Regions from separate parts of the Homo sapiens genome. Here regions 2, 3 and 4 are each linked to region 1. A link is a contact called in ENCODE Hi-C or POLR2A ChIA-PET data. All regions are on one chromosome and are shown on one strand. The core of a region is the stretch at or near the end of the contact, and the rest is flanking DNA. Distances in the headings are between cores, read along the strand shown.

The links. A loop is a pair of places that touch in the nucleus more often than their neighbours do. ChIA-PET counts read pairs that join two places held with the same protein, here RNA polymerase II (POLR2A). Pooled maps may share reads with other maps.
Region 2: a pooled map of psoas muscle shows a loop between it and region 1 (4-fold over the local background). The contact joins the enhancer-like site here to the promoter of FAM98A in region 1. A Hi-C loop is called at or near these places in 2 of 50 pooled maps.
Region 3: a map of naive thymus-derived CD4-positive, alpha-beta T cell shows a loop between it and region 1 (9-fold over the local background). The contact joins the promoter of GPATCH11 here to the promoter of FAM98A in region 1. A Hi-C loop is called at or near these places in 1 of 168 maps with a recorded cell type or tissue (naive thymus-derived CD4-positive, alpha-beta T cell) and 8 of 50 pooled maps. POLR2A ChIA-PET finds 5 or more read pairs at or near these places in 1 of 52 experiments (MCF 10A).
Region 4: a map of naive thymus-derived CD4-positive, alpha-beta T cell shows a loop between it and region 1 (7-fold over the local background). The contact joins the promoter of LBH here to the promoter of FAM98A in region 1. A Hi-C loop is called at or near these places in 1 of 168 maps with a recorded cell type or tissue (naive thymus-derived CD4-positive, alpha-beta T cell), 1 of 37 single-sample maps with no recorded cell type and 9 of 50 pooled maps. POLR2A ChIA-PET finds 5 or more read pairs at or near these places in 2 of 52 experiments (T-cell and activated T-cell).

What each region holds. Positions count from the first base shown.
Region 1 is chr2:33,598,043-33,602,383 of GRCh38, reverse strand. It overlaps FAM98A (family with sequence similarity 98 member A), which reads left to right and starts at 3,085. Exons shown (of 8, transcript NM_015475.5): 1 at 3,085-3,215. The coding sequence starts at 3,163. It overlaps LOC105374455 (a long non-coding RNA gene), which reads right to left and starts at 3,039. Exons shown (of 3, transcript XR_939942.3): 1 at 1,546-3,039. It also overlaps the pseudogene ATP6V0E1P3. RefSeq lists enhancers at 2,572-2,801, 2,942-2,991, 3,022-3,091, 3,642-3,831.
Region 2 is chr2:36,657,934-36,661,727 of GRCh38, reverse strand. No RefSeq gene overlaps it. Among named protein-coding and RNA genes, the nearest start is that of VIT, 37 kb to the left of the region's middle. RefSeq lists an enhancer at 1,448-1,742. Within about 2 kb of position 1,652, at least 2 of the 41 ENCODE cell types and tissues checked have a DNase peak (open chromatin) inside an H3K27ac peak, as active enhancers do.
Region 3 is chr2:37,081,788-37,085,950 of GRCh38, reverse strand. GPATCH11 (G-patch domain containing 11) reads right to left here and starts at 1,433. Exons shown (of 9, transcript NM_174931.4): 1 at 1,381-1,433. It overlaps HEATR5B (HEAT repeat containing 5B), which reads left to right and starts at 1,579. Exons shown (of 36, transcript NM_019024.3): 1 at 1,579-1,682; 2 at 2,515-2,662. The coding sequence starts at 2,537. RefSeq lists enhancers at 1,342-1,501, 1,972-2,071.
Region 4 is chr2:30,229,071-30,233,252 of GRCh38, reverse strand. LBH (LBH regulator of Wnt signaling pathway) reads right to left here and starts at 1,719. Exons shown (of 3, transcript NM_030915.4): 1 at 1,489-1,719. The coding sequence starts at 1,514. RefSeq lists silencers at 720-779, 790-989, 1,380-1,469, 1,670-2,219 and enhancers at 2,023-2,537, 2,538-3,053.

The DNA of each region.
Region 1 (4,341 bases), core at 1,836-4,335:
AAGCAAGTCAAGAAAAGTGGTGTGGTTTGGATTTTGCATCTAGAAGGAATTCTTTTCTCATGACTGCTAAGACTGAGCACTGTAAAGCCTGTCTTCCTCAAGGCCAATGACACTTCGGATACCAGATGATTTCATGTTTCAACTGCAGTCTGAAGAGAGGGTTGAGTTGGCCAGGATTGCAATCAGCCAAAAGAGACAGCAACAAACTGAACAGGTCACCTACATGGTAATGATAACTCCCTACTTAGGACCCTTAGGGATGAACCAAGGCATGAAGAAACCAGTGAAGCCCTAAAACACGCTCATTGCAATGAGACGTATGGTGAGGCCCTGATATGCCATGCTTACCGCTGGTCTGCCAGCCCCTGCCCCTCTGCCTCACTTGGGTCCCACCTGGAAGTCATTTTTAATTAATTTTTTTTTTTTTAACAGAGACAGAGTCTTGCTATGTTGCTCAAGCTGGCCTTGAACCCCTGGCTTCAAGTAATCGTCCTGCCTCAGCCTCCCAAAGTGCTGGGATTGCAGGTCTGAACTACCGCGCCAGACCCTAGAAGGGTTTTAAGTTGGTATTTTATATTCTTTTTTGAGAAAGAATCTAGAATCAAAGTCATCAGTAAAAGGGCATGTGCTGGCACTTGTGGGTGTGCCTTCTCACAAGAGTACCCTTAAGTAATTATTCAGCCTCTAGGTGAACACCTTCTAGACAGGAAGCTCATCATCTCTCAACGATACCTAAGTCACTTTAAGACTACTCTTAGAGTGTTAGAAAAATTCTTTCTTATACTGATCTGATGCAAAAACCAGAGCTTCCTCACTTCCAAATCATTGTTCCTTTCATTCTAGTAAACTCAGTTTCAAAGAGGTCTTCAGATATCAGGTTCCATTATAAACATAAATAATTTCTAAATAAAATGCAAAAGATTCCTCGTAGATCCCATTAAAATGATGACAATTTTTTTTCTTTCTTTCTGAGCCTGCCTGGTAGGGAACACAATTTTGTTTAAGTAGTATTTAAAAGCTTTTTTTAATTGCAGAGAAAGCCATTGTAGAATTCCTTTAAACCATAATATATAAAAATTTCATATCAGCAATCCTTCATTTAAGCTAACGATGTGAATTAGAAAGAGAATACTATTCCTGCAAAAGCTGGATTTTTTTTAAAGAAAGAAAGGGAATACTAATACTTTTAGGGAAGTCATCACTCGTTCATTCACTAATATTGAACACAATATTATATTCAATATTAGTTCAATATTGAACACAGCTTACATCAAAAGTGAGTCAAGAATGAAACCCTTTTTCTTTCAAAATTGATTTTTGTATTAGGCATGACTTTTTGTTTAGCACCTTCAACAACCCTATGAGGAAAATAATTATTCAATTATTATAAGGTAATTATGTACAATATATACAAGTTTAAACAAATTCAACTAGCTAAATTTTCCTCTTTTCACATCCTGCGTATAAATCCTTATTTGACTAGTCAAAAAAGAAGGAATATGGATTTAGATATACCTCAATCTCAAAATCTAGTTTCATACTTACAGGCATTAAGATCGCTGAAGATTATTAAGCCACTCAGCCTTAGTGTCCTCATCTGTAGAATGTGACTAATATTCACACAGCCTTATGGTGACTGCATCATAATGGGCCATATCAAGTGCCCATGGTAAGTGCAGAAAACCTACCCCCACTTCAGATGATGCAAAATAAGGAAACTGAAAAAGGTACTACTGGCCGGGCGCGGTGGCTCACGCCTGTAATCCCAGCACTTTGGGAGGCCAAGGTGGGCGGACCACAAGGTCAGGAGATCGAGACCATCCTGGCTAACATGGTGAAACCCCGTCTCTACTAAAAATACAAAAAATTAGCTGGGTGTGGTGGTGAACGCCTGTGGTCCCAGCTACTTGGGAGGCTGAGGCAGAATAATGGCGTGAACCCGGGAGGCGGAGCTTGCAGTGAGCCGAGATCGCACCACTGCACTCCAGCCTGAGCGACAGAGCAAGACTCCGTCTCATAAAAAAAAAAAAAAAAAAAGAAAGAAAAGAAAAAGGTACTACTAAGGATAGGAACATCTATCCATCAGACACAAAAATGCTTGAGAACTATAGAATAAAATCAACAGGTATCAATATGAAAACTCTTTAATTAAATGCCTACACGATTTAACAGTACGCCAACTTATGGTTAAATATAGTTTTCTAAATATGCCATCACTTTGAAAACATTTCTGATTTTTCAGTAATTTCTAAACACACCCTCAGTAACTGCCAAGATATCACAACACATCCACATCGTGAACTCAATGTTTCACCCGGGCAAATAATGTCAAAAGTAATGACAGTACAGCCAAAAAGTTTATTCACTGTCTAAACTACGTGGATTTAAAAATATTCTATTCTATTTGCTATGGAGTGAAGCTCCCCTTCTCCTTAAAATAACATGCTTAGTGTCTGGGAAGGGCTTTAGACATCAGGTAGAGAATGCATGAGGGAAAACGACCCAACTTTCTGAACATCCATAGTCTGCGGAAAGTTGGCTCATCCCTAACCCTGAAATAAAGCTACTGCAGCCACGAGGAAATCAAATGGCACGCTATCTGCCGTCTGCACTTGGCCCGCACCCGCGTCCTGAAGACGGGAGCGCAAGAATTCTCCCTTTCTACATGACCTGCAAGCTAAGGCTAGCACATGCCGGCACCCTACGAAGAGCCACCCGATCTCCTGTCTGGGATGCAGAGACTCGGTTTAACAGCCGACTCCACCCGCGTCCCGAGACTCTTCCAAGCTCCTTCCCGGCCCGCCGCGCCCCCTACATTCGCACATGCGTACACCCAATAACGAGAGCCGAGAGCGCTCCCCTTCGCGTGGTCCCCACGCCCAGCTGCCACGCAGCCGGTCCTCCTACCCTTCTCTGGGCGGCTAGCTTCACGATCCAGTAACGCGCATGTGCAAAACTGCGGGCCCTGTAATTCTTTAGTGGGCAGGGGTGGGGCGGTCAGTGGGACCAAGTTTCTTGCGCACGCTCCGGACATGCGCAGTGCGGGAGCTGAGGCGCCAGCTGTGGATTTGGAAGTTCCGGGGAAGTCGCGCATGCGCGAGTGTACGCGTTGCCGGCGAAGAGGGGAGCCTGACGACTCGGAAATTTGAATACCACAGTAGCATGGAGTGTGACCTCATGGAGACTGACATCTTGGAGTCGTTGGAAGATCTAGGGTAAGATTGTCAGGGCACGGGTCTCCCAAGCCCCACGCTGCCGGCCCCCTGGGAACACCTCCTGCGCCCCAGTCTGAGACACCTGCCTCTCCACGCCGCACCCCGTGGCTCCTGGCTGTCGCTTCCCTTTGGCCCCGGCACCCCCAATGCCACGTCCACTGTCTGCACTGCTAGCTCGGGGTCCTCCAATCCCAACACCCCTAGGCCTGCCCAGTGCTCCCTGCAGGCGAGCTACCCGCAGCGTTTGTCAGTCATGCGTGTCATTGTCTGGGCTCTGATTTTCGCCACCCCCACTCCCCGAGCTTCTCTCCTCGCTTCATCCTCCTGCCCTACCCCTTAACCCCTCAACTCTAAAGGTTGCCAAAGTTGATTCTGCTTTCCTACTTGTTCTCCAAATTTCCTACTCCCATCTTGAGCCCCTCCTCCTACCCCACCCCACTTCTCTCAAAATTTCTCCTTTGCCCAGTCATCTCTGCATGCACCCAGGCTTCGCTAAGCCACTTGTATGGGCGCTGCATCTGTTCCGCTGGCCAGCTCGCTTGTGCATCTAACCTATCACCACGTCCCTGGGAACCACCAGCAGTTTGCTTTGACTCTGTGATACTCTGCCTCGTTGAGCCCCATTAGACCAGGGTCGTCTTCACCCACGAAGAACCTGCGTATTTGTTTTGCATTGTGTCTCTCCTTCTCCTGATATTTATTCAACCATAATTCATCAGTATCTAGAAGCTGGAAATAGGGTTTGTTATCTCACTGGGTCACCCAGATCAGTGTACTCTATTAAACTTGAGAACGTGGACCCTCTTGGGCTAAATGTGGTTCCAGAAACAAATTGTATGGTTAGATACTTACCTACAGGTACGGTATCAAAACAAAGTACAGATTTAGCTAGCTGTATTTCTAAGTAACAAGTTCTTTATCAAAATTTTCTCTTAGGTTTTTCCATGACAAGGAAACCTTTGAGAGAAACCTTTCTTTAGGAAAAAACACCTTGAGGATTCCCAAAGTCTGCCTATTTGAATAATTTACTACCCTAGTAGAAATTTTTAGGAACGAAGTAGTCTTGCTTATCATCTGTCTTTGTCACAGTGAAATACTATTGTTCTTTTCTTGGAAACTTGCTCTG
Region 2 (3,794 bases), core at 403-2,902, 3.1 Mb before region 1:
AACTCCTGGGCTTAAGCAATCCACCCACCTTGGCCTCCCAAAGTGCTGGGATTACAGGTGCGTGCCACTGCATCTGGCCTGGCCTACTCAATGTTATGTATATAAAATTCATCAAAGTTGTCACATATAGCAGTTCTTTTTTTTTTCACTGCTGTTTGGTACTCCATTATGTAAATATACTTCAATTTATTTATCTGTTGTAATGTCTCTGGACTTTGGTAGTCTTCAGTTTTGGGCTATTGTGAGTAAAGCTCTGTGAACATTCTTATACATGTCTTTAGGTGGATATAAGTACTGATTTATGTTGAACGTATACCTAAAGGTTGAATTGCTGCATGAGAGGTTCTGTGTATATTGACTAACTTTTGCATAAAACAAAGAATAAGTTAGTGCCAGGAAGATGATAGTGTTAGATGATTGATTTGATTTGATAACATTTAATTAAATTACTTGAAATTGTTTGCTTGGTTATTATTTTGCTCTTTATAAAAGATGGTGAAAAAATATACCTCACTCATTAAGATGGCCACTGTTTTAAAAAACACAGAAAATAACAAGTGTTGGCAAGGATATGGGAAAATTGGAACCCTATGCATTGCTTGTGCAAATATAAAATGGTGCAGCAGCTATGGAAAATAGTATGGAGGTTCCTCAAAAATTCCAAATAGAATTATCACATGATCTAGCAATCCCACTTCTGGGTATATATCCAAAAGAATTGAAAACAGTATCTCAAAGATTGATTTGCATACTCATGTTCATTGCAGTGTTATTAACAATAGCCAGGAGGTGGAAGCCACCTAAATGTCCATCAACAGATGGATGGATAAATGAAATGTGGTCTATACATACAATGGAATATTATTCAGCTTTAAAAAAGGAGCAAATCCTGCCATGTGCTACAACGTGGATGAACCTTGAGGATGTTTTGCTAAGTGACATAAGCCAGTCACAAAAAGACAAACGCTGCATGATTCCATTTATATGAGGAATCTAAAGTAGTCAAACTCTTAGAAAGTAGAATAGTGGTTAGCAGGGGTTAGGGGGAGGGGAAAAAGAAAAGTTACTGTTTAATGGCTATAGAGTTTCAGATATGCAATACGAAAATTTCTGGAGATTCTTTGCACAACAATGTGCACCGTATAATACACTGAAAAATGGTTAAGGTGGTTTAAAAAAGATATTTTAAAAACAACAACAACACCCCATAGCTTTGATTGAAAAATATTCCTGTCATACTTTAGGTAAACAAGCCTTAAAGAAATGAGATGCAGACTGGTGTCTACTCGAGGTACATGTTTCAGAAGCTTTTGTGGAACATCAATGTACTTGCTCATGAAGGCTTTTCTATTCCCTTGTTACCACATGAATGATTTGGGGGAAAATAAGATCCTTGAAGTTGAGTATATTTATATAATTAATTGAAGAAAAGGGTACTGGAAACCATAACCACAGGAGGAATGTACAAGACAGTTATTTTCTAGCTCTTTCTGATTAAATAAAGCTATTTTTGTACTTCTGATCTTTGCATGAAACAAAAAAACCCTGAAGTCATGGTGACTCATAAATAACCTTGATGAAGCATTCAGTCCATGACCTAGCAGGTTGCAGATTGTCAATAGATGTGATTGAGTGCAAAGACCTCTTGACAACAGGAGTGCTGGTGCTAAAGGCCATCTCCTACAGAACAAATGTTACCTCACCAGAGGAACAACTGCCTGAAAATCCTGGTGTGGGCACCAGAACTTGATGAGCAAAGCTGAGGCTTTAGCAAGACATCATACCTTTCCCAAAATGGTCATGAACTTAGTTAAGCTGGAGAGCTCTGTAGACATGTGATTCTGTTGATGAATGGCAGGCTTTCCAGCCAAGAATATTATTGGCTCTTAGTTGTCCTAAATTCAGCTTTCTGACTTGACCTTACTTGAAAATAGAATGGGTCAGTCATATGCTCACAGTCGCCATTTATTGTTATGGAATTTGTGAATTAGTTCTTACCTCTGTTGAGGCATACTTTTGGGTTTGTCCTAGGCAGTCTTTGACCTTGGGCCATATGCTGTCTGCCCTACCCTTGCCATAGGCCCCAGGATCTAATTTCAGAATAAAAGTTGGAAAGCTGCCGCCATTCTGCAACTTCCTAAATAGGCCCAGATAATAATACTGTAATAGCTAAACTAAAAAGTATTATTTTTCTCATTAGTCTCTAGTTTTCAATAAAGCAGATACTCTAAGTTTTCATATTATACATTTTCCATGGGACTAAATACAATTATTTAGATTTACAATTATTTAAAAATAGAATATAAATAATTTTTTCCCTGAATCTAATCTTTTCTTCTTTTTTCCCCTCTCTCCCTCCCTCCCTCCCTTTCTGTCCTCCCCTCCTCCCCATTGCATCTCTATACCAGCTGAGCTAATTTGAAATAGAAGCCATGAATTTGGACTCTGCAGTTAGACAATACCAGCGCAGTTCTCACTAGCTGTGTAACTTTGGGAAACTCTTACTCCCTCAATGTATCTGTTTCTCCTCTTATAAGAGAAAGATGGTAATATTACATCTCTTAGAGTTGCTATGATGATCACGTGAGATGCTTTGTGCCTGGCTATAGTAAACACTCGACAAATGTTAGCTAATCTATATTATTAACATGTTGTCATAATCACATGAGCAACGTCGAGAACATTGACTTGGAGAAAGAAAAAAAAGCTCATACGAGCAACCAAATTGCCACAGATGATGGCTACAGGGGTTTAAAAACTTTGCAAATTAAAGACACAGGAAAAAAAGTGAGAAGTAGGAAAAATATATTTTTAGTCAATGAAAGAAGAATAAAAATGTTGCGTTAAATGAATAAAAATTAGTTCCGGTCATACACCACAACAAGGAAATTTTCCTGTGAGTAGCATTTATATTGGTGAAACTGGTTTAGGAGATGACCTTTCTTTGAATTGTACAGGACGTCAGAAAAAATTTTAAGCTTAAAGATCACCTGATCCAACTCAGTCATTTCACAGGTGAAGAGATAGGTTTCAGGAGATTAAGCAACTTGCCTAAGGTTACACGTCTGGTGGCAGAGCTCAATCAGAACAGTAGATCTCCTGATTGGAGCCCAGGGGGTCATTCTACAGGAGCACACAGCTTTTGAAATGTGACAAGATCAAAAAGCCCAGAGAACTTTCATGCAGGAATGAGAACAATTTTGCATTCACATCAGAGGTCATTTTTCATACCTGGAATTCAAAGCATCTGAAAACAGATATCATTATTCCTGTTGAACAAATGGAAAAATCTGGAAAAAGATAAGCTCTAAGCTGACTGGCTTTGTTGTCCAACTTCAGGCTCCATAAATACACTCATCATGCCCATGCAAGCTGGTATGTCAACCTGCTGCAGGTGCCTGCTCTGATTCTGGCACACTTCATAGGTTGCTTTCCATTGCCTACTTCTGTATTTCTTGGTCATTGTCAGTTCCTTGTCAAATATAGATCTTACAAAGGACAAGTATTCTTTTTTATTTCATTGTATATGCTGGGCACCATTCAAGAAGTTCAGGATTCACTTCATTCAAGATGTGAACTTCTTGAACAGTGCCCAGCATATACATGACTATCAGTGAGTATTTCTTGAATGAATGAACAAAAAATTAGCACTCTGCATTTCTTTATCTATCCCTTCAGATTGGCAGATGAATTTGAGGTCATGTGTCTAGGCTCTGGTTTTGAGGCCATGTGTCTAGGCTCTGGTTTTGAGACCTCTACTATATGATGGCCAGTTGTATGCTCTGTGACTCTGG
Region 3 (4,163 bases), core at 184-2,683, 3.5 Mb before region 1:
TATTAAAAGCCAGCACAAACTCATGAGCCACAGGAGTGAGCTACCTTGGAAATGGATTCTCTTGCTCCAGTCAGGCCTTCAAATGACTCAGCCTGGGCTGGCATCTTCACTGCAACTTCTTAAGAAAGTCCATGCTAAACTAAGCTAAGCTGCTAACAAATTCCTGACCCATAGAAACTGTGAGATAACAAATGATTACAGTTATCTTAAGCTGCTACATTTGGGGATAATTTGTTATGTAGCAAAAGTTATCAGGAAGTAGAACCTTATCAGGCACCTGGGAGCCCTCTTTGTCCCCTATCCAGTTGCAACTCTCTTTTGGTTCTAAGAATAGTCACTATTCTGTTTTTTATGGCAATCATTTCCTTCATTTTCTCGATAGTTTTGTCATCCACGTGTGCATCTTTAAACATTACAGTTTAGTTTACCTATTTTTATTATAAGTTAAAAACGTGCACTATTATATACAGCATTTATGGTAATTCACCCGCTTCCTCTAAACCTCAGATTCTTCATTGGTAATAACAGCATTTTTACACATAATGGTTTAACACTTACCCAGTATATCACACATTTTTATCACATTTAACCACCACTAACAACTCTACAAGGTAGGAAGAGTTTTTCCTGTTGGAGAAATTAAGGTTCAGTATGGCTAAATGACTATTTCAAAACCACAAAGAATCCGGGTCATAGTGCCTTGCAAATAGGATTACATTGTTTTTAAGAGACCTACTTAACTTTAAAGTGCCAGGCACATCTGAATGGGGTTACAGGTTGCTTTTAAAGCTCTCTTTCTATTGGTAAAATATACTTTAGCATTATCCATTTCCATCAAAGATAAGCATAAACTTCACAAGGCGATACCCTGGCAGAGATGATGGAGGCTCGTACCAGAGTGATAGCAATGCAAGTGGTCGCATTTGGGGTACACTTGAAGGTAGAGCTTACAGGATTTGCTGATGTTGTAGGTAGTACGTAAAGAACGATGTCAAGATAACGCTAAGTTTTTGGCCTGAATACATGGAAGAACGGAGTTAACGTTTTTTGAGAGTGGGAAGACTGTAGGAGTAGGTTTGTTTTTGTTTTTTTAGGGGGCGTAGTCGGGAAACAGACATATTGAGAGTCCCATTACATATACAAGTGGAGAAATGGACCTACAGTATAAATGTGACAAGAAACGTCCCACTCTCAATACTACGCTCAGGAACCGCTGATCCCTTCCCTCACGCGTTCCTCCTGGCTGCAAGCGTCCCACAGACGCAACCACCCACGGATGGAAAAGTGGCTGACGGTGTGATACGGTAGTCATGGCCAGCGCACTCTGCCTTTTATCATTCTACCGGTTGTCCCCAGACCCTTACCTGACAGCTCTCTTACCTGACAGCTCTCTGCTCGCCCCGGTTCAGCGCCGTAGAGCGCGCGCTGCGCATGCGCCCACCGACCAGCGTCGGACTTCCGGACCTCGGCTCCCACCAGTTTCCTAGTGCAGACTCTATTGGAAATTCGCGGCGGGTGGGGATAGGAGGACGTGGTGACTGCGCTTGCGCAAGACCAGCCCTCCGCGCAAGCGCTCTTCCCTTGTTTCCTGCAGGTAGGAGTGCGGGAGGTGGGGCATCCGGGTCTCTTGGTGGCTGCTTCTACCCCCGGAGCTCAGCTGATCTTCCCTTCCAGACTACGAGGTGAGGTCGCCGAAGCATGCATGTTGACACGCACGGACTCCTGTCCGACGTACATTTTCAGACGGGTGGGGAAGACATTTGAGTTCGTAATGAACATTTTCCCTTTTCTGGCTCCGTGCTTAGTTCCGAGCTGCCGCCTCGTGCTATTGACAGCCTGCGGAACCCCACGGAGGCTTGCGGCGGCCTCTTGGTGTTTCCCCGGGTCCGCCGCTTGCGGTTCTTGGAGTAGCCAGGTGAAGCCAGACCCCGAGCGCGCGAGGCTTCTCGGGTGCATTCCGGACCGCCTGGTGTTGTCACTGACGCTTCGGCCGCCGGGCCTGGCCGCCCCACCCATCCGCGTAGGAAGAGTCTTGGAGACCTGCAGTTCGGGATGTCTGTGCTGGGTGTTTTGACCTCAGTCCCTCTGGCCAGGTGCAGCGCGGGAGGGTAAAGGTGCTATGTACCGAACCCTGGACGAGAAAAAGAGGAGGATGGTTGTCAAGCCCGGCTGGGGTGTTTGATCTTAGTGCTTCAGTTTTTTCATTTATAGAACGGGTAAATGACATATGTGTTGCTGGACATATTTCTTCTGGAATAATGCCTTTTTTGGCAATAATTTCTTTTAATTTTCTTTTCACTCCATGAGTCACTCTTCCTTACCAAGTAGTTTTCTTCTGTTTTTGTTTGTATTTTTGTCATTTAAAAGTATGTTCTCAGGTTTTGCCTCAAAGAAGTTGAGTTTTTCCCCAAATGAAATGAGTAGTCCTACTTTTCTTAGTGAGTATATTCCATTAAGCTTGACTTTTAACATTAAAAAATACTTACAAGTATTTTTTACTCTGTTAAATTTAAGGTGTGAATTTCAAACTTCCGTAATGGAGTTAGCCCACAGTTTATTGCTAAATGAAGAAGCTTTGGCTCAAATCACCGAAGCAAAAAGACCAGTTTTCATCTTTGAATGGTTGCGATTTCTTGATAAAGTCTTGGTTGCTGCCAACAAGGTATGGTATTGCTCTTTTTTCCCAGTTGCATTAACGTGAAGAGATTATGTGGTCATGATTCTTAAGAAAACACATGTTATGTTTTGGAAGGTTTATGGGTCACTTATGGAACTTGAGAGTATTACACGAATGGGAAATTTAGTGGCAAAACTCAAACCTCGTTTAAATCCAGCTCATTGCCTATCTTCTTTATGTTTGTACCTGGGCAGCTCATTGTAACTGGAGAAAAACATGGCTATATGACTGGTGTCACTTTAAATTTATCATCGTCACCCGTTGCAAGTGATCTCTCTATGCTGCCTAACAATCCCAGTGTCTTCACTTATCTCTTTGAGGAGTCAATAATAGGCTCTTTTTTTTTTTTAATCTGTTTTTTCTTCCTGCATAGCCTTGATTTGCCGAGACCAGCTCGTTTGGGGAGACCCTAACCTAGCGGCGCTAGAGGAATTAAAGACACACACAGAAATATAGAGGTGTAAAGTGGGAAATCAGGGGTCTCACAGGCTTCAGAGCTGAGACCCCGGAACAGAGATTTACTCAAGTGTCTATTAACAGCAAGCCAGCCATTAACATTGTTTCTACAGATATTCGATTAGCTAAAAGTATCCCTTATGGGAAACGAAGGGGTATGCTGAAACAAAGGGGTGGGTCTGGCTAGTTCTGTGCAGCAGGAACATGCCCTTAAGGCGCAGATCGCTCATGGTATTGTTTGTGGTTTAAGAGCGCCTTTAAGCGGTTTTCAGGCCAGGTGTTCCTTGCCCTCATTCGGGTTTCGTTATGGCCATCATGAACATGTCACAGTGCTGCAGAGATTTTATTTATGGCCAGTTTTGGAGCCAGTTCCCAACATTGATTCAACTTACTTTTTATTGTCTGTGTATTTTATATTCTGTCTTTAAAAGTAGATATGGCCCGGCATGGTGGTTCACGCCTGTAATCCCAGCACGTTGGGAAGCTGAGGTGGGTGGATCACCTGAGGTCAGGAGTTCCAGACTAGCCTGGCCAACATGGTGAAACCCCGTTTCTACTAAACACTGCTAAAAGTACGAAAATTAGCCAGGCGTGGTCGTGGGCGCCTGTAATCCCAGCTACTGGGGAGGCTGAGGCAGGAGAATCGCTTGAGCCGGAAAGGCAGAGGTTGCAAGGAGCCGAGATCGCACTAATGCACTCCAGCCCGGGGGACAAGAGTGAAACTCCATCTGAAAAAAAAAAAAAAAAAAAAAAAAAAAAAAAAAAGTAGATACTTCCCTCAAATGTCTGATGATCTTTGGCTGCCTGATCAAATTTAAAAGTGAGTAGTAAAAACTTTTCTCAGCAGGGCCAGTCTTTTAAACTGGACTTCACTGTAGGCTAGTTTGGTCCCTGACCTTAGTATTTTAGGTTTCTGTAGGCTAGTCATTCCCCAGAAGATACTTTTCTACTGTCGTGTCTGAAGAGTATATAGCTAGCTGGCTACATTCTTGGAGTTGTGGGAGAAGACTGGGGACTTTAAAGTTCAGTA
Region 4 (4,182 bases), core at 470-2,969, 3.4 Mb after region 1:
ACAGTTAGGTTAAGGGCTAATGTCTGCATAAAAGCATTGCAAGCTGCAAAGTGCTAATCGATGAAATAAACTTAAACCTTAATTTCTCATAATATTCTTAATGGGTCCAAACACCCACCTTGGCAAATTTTGAGCAGCCAAAGGCACAAAGCCTCCAACAGCCTTCAAAGCTTCACCTATAATAAGGCACCTAGCTGCTCACACACCACGGGAGAGGCAAGGGAGGGGCACCCACAAGAAGGGTACACAAGCCTCGGGGTGGGGGAACTTGAACTGTTGAGAGAGGGAAGTTCAGTCCCCTCTCTAAACACTGCCAGGCTGGGACGGATGGGGGCAGGGAGACTAACAGAAGATGCGGGGCTTTGCGGCAAGTTTAGGTTCGGGAGCTGGGCCCTGCAAAGGCAGTTTCCTCCCGGGTCTTGGAAAGGCTGCTGGCGACCTCCAAAGAAAGGAGCCAGAAGAGCGCACGCAGGGTGAAGAGTCTGACGTAGGGGCGGCTCTTCCTCGCTCGGGGCTGTGGCGCCGGCCCGAAAAGTTGAAGCGAGAAGCATGAACTTTCCGCTTCTTGGGCCAGGCCGGACCCCGCCGCGGCTTGCGCCGGTTTTCCCTTCGCTCAGCGCCTGCCGGAGACTCGGGGCCGAGCTCCCCACGTCCGCACCTGAGAGCGCGCTCCGGGGCTGCCGGCGCTCGCCCCCGGCCGCTTCTCCTCTAACCCAGAGCAGGAAGGAAGAAACTGCCAGCAAGGAAGTCCCAGCAGTCAGGGGCCTGCCTCTCTCTGCATCCCTCCCGGCTCCGATCCCCAGTCCGGGGCAAACCTCCGACGCCCCGCGCCCGGCCCGGGCTCCTTCCCCTTCAGCACGGCGAAGGCGGCTCCTCCCAGTCCCGGCCCCCACCAATGTGCGTCGGTTTTTAGGGGCGGTGGAGAGGGCAGGGGTTGAGAGGCTGCAGCGCGTGCCCTGCTGCTTGTGGCTTTAGTGGGGTTACGTGTGGGGAGAGCGTTTCCCGCCCCCCACCCCCCCGGAGCTCTGCAAACCCTGCGGCCGCACCAGCTCAGCCCCGCTGCTGCCGGCCTCGACGTTGAGACTTGCATGCAAACAAAAAGAAAAAGAGGAGGGGCCCGGGAAGAGCAGGAGCCCCCCTGCGCCAAGTGGGGCGCGCGCCTCCTGCAGCTCTCCGCATAGGGTGGTTTCATTGGGGGGGATTCACACGTGACCCCTGGCTCCCCCGCCAACCAATACAAACCCTCCGGCCGTCACTTAGGTGAGGGCTCCGAGTTCACGTCCTTTGTCTGGATGTTCTCAGCACCCCCTCCCCCCACCCCCACCTTTGCAACCTTGACGTTGACTCCTGCACGGGCTCGGGCGGCGGGTTAGCGCTGAGCGCCCGCGCCGCCGGCTGCCCTCGCACCCGGAGCCGGCACGAAGCAGGCGCCCGGGCCCGCAGCCACCGCCGCGAGACAGACGCCCGCCGCAGGCGCAGGGTACTCACCAGTGAATGGGGAAATATATAGACATGAAGTCCTAGGGCAGGCTGACACACGCCCCTGTGATTTAAAAACGGTCCCTGCGTCCCGAGTGAGGATGACACGGGCGCAGACGGGCACGGCAGGCGGCCGAGTGCGGACACCGGGCGCTCGCCGTCCGCCTTCCCAGGACAGCCCCACGGCTAGCGACGTCGGCAAGGTGGACACAACTCCCCGCTCTCCACTGAGCACTCAGCCCCACAAAGAGCCCGGGAAGCCGTATTTATAGGGGCGGGGGCGGGGCTTGGCCCCGAGAGGCCCCGCCCTCCCTCGCCCACTCCTGGAATAACGTCACCAAAATCATGAATGGCTTCAGCGCTCGCAGCTCCGGCGGGCGGCGGCTCGGGGGCGCGCTCGGCTCTGCTCCCGGGGCCGTGGTTCGCTGCGGCTGCGAGCCCGGCCCCCTCCCGCCGCTCTCCCACGCGCACACGCGCTCACTCGCACCGGCCCGGACTCCGCGTCCGCGCCGCTTCCCGCTCACAGCCCCCTCCACGCACACCCCGAACTCCAGCGCGGCGGAGGTGGGCGCAAGGAGGGCGCGGGGGCCGCTCGGGACATGACAGCTCGGCGGCTGCTCTGCGCCGGGGTAGGGCACCCGCCACTCCTCCACCCCAGCCGCCCGGCGCCAGCGCCCTCCTTCCCATCCACTGGCTGTCCCCAGCCCACCTCGGACCCCTCTGAAGCGTTTGTTCCCCATACTAGGCCTCTCTCTGGAATCCTCGCCCGCAGCCTTGCGATCAGCGAGGGGAAACAAGAGCATGGTTAAAGAAGAAGCGGTGGGAAGGTGGCAGAGACGCGGAGCCGGGGGACCGAGTGCCCACGGGGCGCGTTGGCTTGCGAAGGGCTGGTCTGCAGCCCTGAGTTCCGTGGAAGGTTTTATTTGTGGGAGCAAGGATGTGGTGTCGTCCTGGGTAGGATTTTTCCATTGGAGACACACATACGCCCGGTCTGCAGCGGGGGCAGAAGGTGTGGGCGGGCGGTGTGCACGCCGCCCCCCATCCTTGACTCCCACGTCTTCTCCGAGGAGTCGCTCATGACAGCAGAAACAAAGAGCTTTAGCCGAACGCCTCCCACACTGCCCAGGAATTGCAGCTCTGGGCGTCTGTCCAGGCAGTCAAAGCTGCGCAGCCCCCCAGAGCCACATGATGGGAGTCTCACTCGGGACCCAGCGCTGCCGCTCTGTGGCCTCCGCTTCAATCACGCCTGTAAAATGGCTTTAGAACCCTCACCTACCTGTGTATAGGGGCTGAGGAAAGGGGGCGCGGGGAGATCAAAAACTAAGCAAAATTAAATTGGCTTTGAAGTGAATCAGCTTTTTAAAAGAAAGGCAGTGAGTGTATTGAATCCGTATATATGTACTTGAAAGTGGAAACGCATAGCTTATCTCAGGCAAAAGGATGACAGAATTAATGGCGAAGGTTCGACAGGGGTAGGACCCTGAAGGAAGCCGTGAGAGAAGACCCTCATAATTTTCATCAGTCCCCGCAAAACCAGCCCAAACAAAAATTATAAGAATTGATGAGAATAATTTATTTAAAAATAACTGGGCTATTTTCAATCACTTATATGCTTATATGTACAACCTGAGTTAAAATAGTGTGCTTCCTATGAAAACACAGCTTCATGACAAGCCCCTGGCTGCCCCCTCCAACCAGAGAAATTCCCCCACCTCCCAAGCTAAACGCATTCTCTTCCTCTGGGGGTGTTGCCTGATGGAGGGGCTAAACGGGAGATGCTGCAGGGATGGGGTTATTGTTGATGTCCTGCACAGAGGGTGGGGAAGCTTCTCAGTGTCACTAGCCAGGTGTGGCACATTGTCATCTAGGCAGCCACAGGAGACGCCAATGCTTGGAGAGCTAGTTTCCAGGCTGAGACTTCCAGGCACTCAGAGGAAAATGTCTGGGCTAGACCCCGGGTGGGCAGGATGAAGCCTTCTGCCACTTCTTCCCAGTAGCAATCTCTGGTGAGGCTGGGATCAAAGACTGTTGCGCCACTTTTACACATAACAGACACACTTTATGTGTTTGTGATTATTGCCATGTGAAGCTTTCAAAACTCAGAAAGCTATTTCCCTCCCTCCCCATTTTCCCAAATATCTAAATGTCAAAATGGCCTCATTTTGGAGAAGAGGGTGGGGAGTAAGGCCTCCACCAGCTGTTATCTGGCCTCTGGAAAAATCCTCTACATTGGAGTGCATTGAGGGAATTACCTGAGGCCTACTCTTTGGGAAACTTATTAATGCCCATTTTAGCTAAAGTTCATCTCTGTCAGTAAGTTAAAATAGAAATAAGCCTGGGGTTGTGATCCCCAGTCTGCATTTTCTGTTTCTCCTCTGGAATCACAGTGACACATCCATTCATTTGAAAATATGGGAGGTGGCTGGGTGCGGTGGCTCACGCCTGGTAATCCCAGCACTTTGGGAGGCTGAGGCAGGTGGATCACCTGAGGTCAGGAGCTCAAGACCAATCTGACCAACACGGTGAAACCCCGTCTCTACTAAAAATACAAAAATTAGCTGGGCGTGGTAGTGGGTGCCTATAATCCCAGCTACTTGGGAGTCTGAGGCAGGAGAATCGCTTGAACCTGGGAGGCAGAGGTTGCAGTAGGCCGAAATTGTGCACTCCAGCCTGGGCAACAAAAGTGTGACTCCGTCTCAAAAA